2 separate regions of the Homo sapiens genome follow, and region 2 is linked to region 1. A link is a contact called in ENCODE Hi-C or POLR2A ChIA-PET data. All regions are on one chromosome and are shown on one strand. The core of a region is the stretch at or near the end of the contact, and the rest is flanking DNA. Distances in the headings are between cores, read along the strand shown.

The links. Hi-C counts contacts between places; a loop is a spot of excess contacts on that map. ChIA-PET counts read pairs that join two places held with the same protein, here RNA polymerase II (POLR2A). Pooled maps may share reads with other maps.
Region 2: a loop to region 1 is called in a pooled map, with 4 times the contacts of the local background. The contact joins two enhancer-like sites. A Hi-C loop is called at or near these places in 1 of 168 maps with a recorded cell type or tissue (PC-3), 11 of 37 single-sample maps with no recorded cell type and 12 of 50 pooled maps. POLR2A ChIA-PET finds 5 or more read pairs at or near these places in 4 of 52 experiments (OCI-LY7, activated CD4-positive, alpha-beta T cell, activated T-cell and 1 more).

Annotation. Positions count from the first base shown.
Region 1 is chr6:13,373,925-13,377,502 of GRCh38, forward strand. The region is part of intron 1 of GFOD1 (Gfo/Idh/MocA-like oxidoreductase domain containing 1); the gene reads right to left. Among named protein-coding and RNA genes, the nearest start is that of TBC1D7-LOC100130357, 47 kb to the left of the region's middle. Within about 2 kb of position 1,552, at least 4 of the 41 ENCODE cell types and tissues checked have a DNase peak (open chromatin) inside an H3K27ac peak, as active enhancers do; they include OCI-LY7, where a contact is called at or near this core.
Region 2 is chr6:13,452,976-13,456,553 of GRCh38, forward strand. All of the region lies in intron 1 of GFOD1 (Gfo/Idh/MocA-like oxidoreductase domain containing 1), which reads right to left. Among named protein-coding and RNA genes, the nearest start is that of GFOD1-AS1, 31 kb to the right of the region's middle. Within about 2 kb of position 1,721, at least 23 of the 41 ENCODE cell types and tissues checked have a DNase peak (open chromatin) inside an H3K27ac peak, as active enhancers do; they include OCI-LY7, where a contact is called at or near this core.

The DNA.
Region 1 (3,578 bases), core at 302-2,801:
TCCCCATGAAAGTTCTTAACATCAATACAACTTCCCAACTCAAAAGACTAGTCTGATCTGCTCATAGCACAAATGGTACAATTTCAAATAGCAACAACAGTCATTTATTGAGTGCTTACTTTGTGCCAGAGGAGGCACAATGTATTTTGCATGCATTTTCATGTTTTAGTCTACACAACCAGGTACTTGTCCTGTTCCCATCTTACAGATGTGGAAACTGAGCCTCTGAGGGGTAAGCAACTTGCCTCTGATTCCACAACTCGATAGTAGTAGAGTCAAATCTGGAATTTGAACCCAGATTGTCTGGCTACAAAGCCAGCCTAGTCTTTTTAAAAATATGTTTTTTTTTTGTGTGTGTGTGTGTGTGTGTGTGTGTGTGTGTTTGTTTTTTTTTTTTGAGACAGAGTCTCACTCTATCGCCTAGGCTGGAGTGCAGTGGTACAATCTCAACTCACTGCAACCTCCGCCTCCCAGGTTCAAGCCATTCTCCTGCTCAGTCTCCTTAGTAGCTGGGGTTACAGGCATGCACCTGTAATGCACCTGGCTCATTTTTGTAATTTTAGTAGAGACAGAGTTTCTCCATGTTGGCCAGGCTGGTCTTGAACTCCTGACCTCAAGTGATCTGCCTGTCTCAGCCTCCCAAAGTGCTGGGATTACAGGTGTGAACCACCACGCCCAGCCAAAAATAAGTTTTTTTAATTGACACGTAATAATTATACATATTGCTGGGGTATAGTGATGTTTCAATACATATAATGTATAGTGATCAGATCAAGGTAATTAGCATATTCATCATCTCAAATCTTTTTTTTTTTTTTTTTTTTTTTTGAGATCAAGTTTCACTCTTGTCTTTTGTTGCCCAGGCTGGAGTGCAACAGTGCAATCTCAGCTTACTGCAACCTCTGCCTCCCGGGCTCAAGCAATTCTCCTGTCTCAGCCTCCCAAGTAGCTGGGATTATAGGCATGTGCCACCAAGCCCAGCTAATTTTGTATTTTTTAGTAGAGACAGGATTTCTCCATGTTGGTCAAGCTGGTCTCAAACTCCCAACCTCAGGTGATCTGCCCACCTTGACCTCCCAAAGTGCTGGGATTACAGGCATGAACCACTGCACCCATGCCAAAGAAATCAAATCTTTATGATTTCTTTGTGTTGGGAACATTCAGTATTCTCCTTATAGCTATTTGAAAATATACAATAAATTGTTGCTAATTACAGTCACCCTACAGTGCTATAGAACGCTAGGACTTATTCCTCCCATCAAGTCGTACTTTGGGTCTGATCTGAACTTTTGCACCCTTGCTGCCTTCTGATCACCCTTCTCTTAAGGCTGGCTAGGTTATTCTTTGCACCCATGTCACCCAGAGATACACGCTCCTATTTTTACTGGCTACACTTGCCTGTGCACATATATGCAATGTCTGCAGCACACAGCACAAAAGGAGGGCTCTGAAGACAATCATGCGACTGACTGCAGTGAGCTTCAGAAACCAGGGCGGTGGGGATGGGAGGCCCGATGTTCTGCTGGGTGACATCTAAAGTCTCAGGGCAATTTGATTAAGTTTCCATCCTAATTTCACACCTGAAACGGAAATGGGTCAGAGTGACTCATATTCAGCTCCTGTGTTAAAGCTCCTGGGGCTATCAGTGGGCTTGGAAAGAGGGTTACAGCCAGTGAAAGGAAGTCAGGATGGCTGATGTTGATGGGACTTAGTGTTGAACTGAATTAATTGCTCAAGTGCTTTCTACATTCAACCCGCCCATAAGGCCAAGCCCCTATCCCACCAACCCCTTTGTGAACCGTCCCCCATGACTCAAGCCTGTTGCCTGGGCCCTCTTATTGCCCAGGAACCCCCATTAGCACGGGGATTTTCTCAGATTGCTTCGTGTGCATTTGGTCATCTAATGACGGAAACTATCACATGTGTAATGAGCATTTACTCCTGAAACACTTTCGAATTTCTGTTACCTTATTGGTAAATCCCATACATCTCCATCTCTACAGCTTATATTTGAGGCTACAGTTGAGAATGCAGATATGATATTGGGGAGTCACTAGCCAGCTCCTTCCAGCAGGGGCATTCCCCAGGAAAGAAAAGAAAAGCTTGCTACTTCCAGCCCAAGGGAGACTGAGGGTAGAGGTCTAGAAACAACAGGTAGGTATGTAGAACCAAGAGACCTTCCAAGCTAGTGGCCAGCTTCCCATGCAGGGAGGCCTGGGGCAGTCCTCCCCTTCATGTCAGTGGCACATACAGACCAGAGTCTAAGGAGGCAGGGAGGTGGGACGGGGGCAAGAGGTCCCATGGGAGAACAGAGGTTTGGAGTTGGATACAGTGGTGACAGTGGTCAGGGACTTGCGGACAGAGGAAAATGGCCAGGACTGTGAACTCCAGCAGTTGAGTCCTGCTATATTGGTCCAAAATAGCCAAATGACAACTACTGTACCTCGGTGGTCGCTATTCTAGAGAGTGGCCTAGAACAGCCATTCTTGAGCCTACACCACCACTCCACGCTTGGACAAGCCAGGATTCACAGTGCACCCCCTGGATCCAAGGGACAGAGCCAGAGTCTCATAAGCCACACTACCCCCATAGAAAGAGCCAATTTCTGGAGTGGAAGAGGAAAAAGCAGAATGCCAAACATTGGGTCACCAGAGTCATGTAAAAGAGGCTGAGATACAAGAAAACACAAATGATTGGGTTGGGTGAGATTGCTGGGTTGAACTACAATTCCATTTCCTACCCACCCACCTAAGAGGATGGAGGCCTAGAATGGCGGTCAGCCTGGCTGTTGAGAAATAAAGGAATCTATGCTTTCTCTTCCCAAGCATGGCGTGAAACCTCATCACACATCCAAAAGGCTGGGAACCTCCTATCATCTCCCAAAGCCCTCACTTAGTCCCCAACAAAACCTCAGAATCTCCTTGTTGATTGCAAGTCAATACTTCAAGAGAAACACTATCCTCACTGTGTGTACAGTGGGAAGGCAAGATACTTTAAACTAGGCAACATCTCAGAATAAATGTAGGAAATTCTCTATTCAAGGTGGGTTGTGCTTTAGTGAAGGGATCACAAGTGTATTTACCCAGCAGATATGTTTTTTTTTTTTTTTTAAAAGCCAATATATTTCACACAGTCCTAAGTTTTGGTCTCAAAAAATGCAAAAATCCAGAAACATTGGGTTTCTTCTGCAGAGCCTCCTGCATGACAACACTCAGTTGTAGCTATCTAGTGGCTTCCACAGTTAGATGGCATGTACATCTCCAGTATACCACAGTCCTCACCAGTCTCTAGTGCATTGCTGTCCTGTATTAGTTTTGTATTGCTGCTATAACAAACCAGCACAAACTGAGCAGCTTAAAACAACACCCATTTACTGCTTTTCAGTTCTCTAGAACAGAAGTTCAGGTGGGCTCAGCTGGATCCCTGATTAGGGTTTCACACAATCATTCTGGAGAAGAATCTGCTTCCAAGCTCATTCAGGCTGTTGGTTGAACTTGGTTCCTTGTGGCTATAGGACTGAGGTCCCCATCTCCTTGCTGGCTGTCAGCTTCTACAGAGCCCACTTTCCTGCTGTGTGC
Region 2 (3,578 bases), core at 471-2,970, 79 kb after region 1:
TGGATGTTACGTACCATCCCTGGTGTTTTTCAGCAAACTTTGTGAACATTCACATGCCGGGAAAGAAGATAAAACTATTGCCTCACATCAGTTCAGCTCAGGTTTTATAAGCAATTGAGTTTGCACCAAACCTATCAAAGAAAGAATTCAATTTTCAAAGGTTCATTTCGTTTTGTTTTTCAAATTCAGAATTGAAGATAAGGAACTGTGTTTATCTCCTTGGGTTCTTTTGAAATTTCCATCCTGCTTCCAGGTCGATCCAGGTGCAGCATTTTGAAGAACGCCTGTTACCTTCTATTATTGCATCACTTTATGTCTCTGTCTCTCACTGGGCTGCAAGCTCTTTAAAACCCAGAGCTATTATCACAGTCATTTTTGTATGCACCTCACTACCTAGCAAAGTGTTTCATGTACAGCGAGGCTTGAATAAATGTTTATCAAATGAATAAATGCGGTTTCAAAGATAATTTCTTTTCAGTATTCAAAACACAATGCATAGTTGCAGATTTCCTAGAGTGAGCAATTATTGAGTCATTTGAAGATACATAAATCTAAAAATTCAGGTGGCAATGTCCTTATTCCTTTCAATTCACCCTTTTTAAAGCATCCTCAATAAAACTATATTCCCATAACTTTAAACAAGCAAGTCAAATAGAGGTAGTAGCAGAAGTGACAGAAGCAACTTAGATTTAGTGAAAGCTACAATATGCGAAGTATTCTTTAAAGAACTTTATGTGTATTAAATTATAACCTGTCAACCATATTTTAAAATTTGTTCATTTTACTGATATGGAAACAAGACAGGCAAGTTGCCTAAAGACACACAGCTAGTAAGTGGCAGCTGTCAATCCCAGGCCATCAGCCTCCATAACCTATGATCACATGACCTCTCACATAAGGGGAACACAAAACCCCCTTTTGCTTTCATTATGGGTTGAATTGTGTCTCCCCAAAAGATGTCACAGTCCTCACTTCCAGTACCTGTGAATGTGACCTTATTTGGAAACAGAGTTGTGGCAGATGTAATTAGTCAGGATGAAGTCATGAGGGTTGGCCCTAATCCAATATGACTGGTGCCACCTATATAAAGGAAAAATTCAGACACAGGCATGCACACAGGCAGAACCCCACTGAACATGAAAGCAGAGACGAGGTGATGCATCCTCAGGCCAAGGAGCATCAGAGACTGCCGGCAGGCCAGCAGAAGCCAGGACAGGGCTGGAACAGACTCCCTCACAGCCCTCAGAAGGAACCAGCCCTGCCCACACCTTGATACCTCCAGCTTCCAGCCTCCAGAACTGAAAAAAATTAATTTCTGTTGTTTAAGCCACCCAGCTGATGGTACTTTGTTACGGCAACTCCCGGAAACTAATATAAGCCCATCAAACTGCTAAAAGACATTAGCTAGAATCAGCAATGCCAATACATAATCCTGCAGAAGGCATGTGCATAACATAATAATTGCACCTTTGTTGGACTGAAGAGCTAAAGATACAGGACATTAATGCGGCTTCCAACTCACTGGCATGCCCCCAAGTCCTACTTCCTGGCCTTTCAGTAGCTATGTCTTAAAAAAAGAAAAAAGGAAACTAGAAACCCAAAAAACCAAGTGAAGACACATTTCCATGCTACCCGCCAGCTCCTCAGAATGAGCAATGCCACCACTCCCGTCCAGGAGCACACATGTTCCCACACTCACACATCAGCCACAAAGCAGACACTTCCCACTCTCTGCCCCGCAACCCACTGATGATATTCTCCACCCTCCCACAGACAGTGCATGAGTCACAGACAGCAGGTGGCAGCTGGGGACCACTGTCAATGCTTCCCAGTCCTTCTGTGGGCTGCAAGAGGGGGAGAGAGGTGGCCCCACAAATGGACACCAGAGCAAGAGTTTCGTAGAGGGAGGGGAGGAATCTTCAGACCCCAGGATATTAGCATCACCTCCTGGCTGTCACTCACAGCAAATTTCTGGTTGTCTTGATATCAAAAACCTGAAAGACACTGTAAAGGCATTTGGATGAGATTTTCCACCATCTGATGCAGTTGCTTCCGCTAGAGTTTAGGGTTTCGTCATCTGAGGTCTGCTGATCTAAATCTCTCTGCACGTGTGCCTGACACACCAGGGCTCTACACACAAACACACACACCCACACACGCACACACACTGGCTCTTGTCCCTGTAAGAACATAGCCTCCTGAAACAGCCCCAAAGCCTGGCAGTGAGCAATACACCCAGAGAGGTGCGGGGTGGGTCAGGTTTCTGACCCAACCCGAACTGAGTTTTGTGCTTGGGGTTAGCTCTTTTAGAAGTCCCTATCACTAAATCACCTTGGTAATTCCAGATGCCCATCAGGGATTTTGTTTCCTGAGAGTGAAGCCAACTCTGGACTCACAGAAACTGTGGGGAATGGTCCCCAGCCGGGTGGCTACCACGAATGGGAAAGCCACCTTGTCATTGGTTTGAATTGAATTATAAAAACACCTGGGATGCGAACACAGGTTATTCTAAAGAGAAAATCCTATGATATTCACCAAGGGTTGACAGTTTGACAGAGGGATGCCTAAAACTGCAGGCAAAGGAGTAAACATTAAGCCAAAACGGTAGCCCACCAGACGCCCTGCTACTGCCTGTCAGCAGCACCCCACATGGGCCAACTTTCTGTGTGAAACAAGGAAGCCCATTCAGAAGAGAAATAAATGTTTCAGCCAAATTAAGCACAGACACCCACACAAAGAGCTCTATTAGATCATGACAGGCACAGAAGGTCACCTTGCCCCATGACTTGCCTGCACTTAGGCACTGGAACACCCACCTACTGGAACTCTGCTAACAGGGAGGGGGACTCATTACCCGGAGCATCCTCAACTCCCAGTCGGTCACAGTTTAACACTGGCCTCGTCAGCCCTCTTGGTACAGCATTGTCCAATAGACAGGATGGGAGTTTACTAGAGGCATACCTCTGTCTTGACTGCTGTTTATTCAGACAAGATTGCGGGGCATGATTTTGCTACAGCAGGCCTGACAGGCTGGGGGCTCTCTCCTCATTTGGCTAAGTTCCATCATCCCAAGAAGGACATGGGTCTCAGAGGTGGGTTTTAAAGTGCAACAGCCCTACCTTGAAGCAAGATCTCAGAGGGTTGAAGGGAAATGAGGCTTCTAAGAGACTCCTTTAGCTTTTTAAAGTTTTTATCTTTTATTTTTTGAGACAGGGTCTGGCTCTGTCACCCTCTCTCATGCCAGGCTGGAGTGCAATGGCATGATCTTGGCTTACTGCAGTGTCCACCTCCTGGGCTCAAGTGATCTTCCCATCTCAGCCTCCTGAGTAGCTGGGACTACAGGCATCCACCACCACGCCCGGCTGACTTTTGTATTTTTTGCAGAGACGGGGTTTTGCCATGTTGCCCAGGCTGGTCTCAAACTCCTGAGTTCAAGTGATCCACCCGCCTCGACTTCCCAAAGTGCTGGGATTACAGGTGTGAGCCACCACACTTGGCCTCCTTTAGCTTTTAAAAATTTCTCATGAATATTGTCATGACTACAGGTGCAAGCTTATTCCACTTTCTTTTGCCCATTA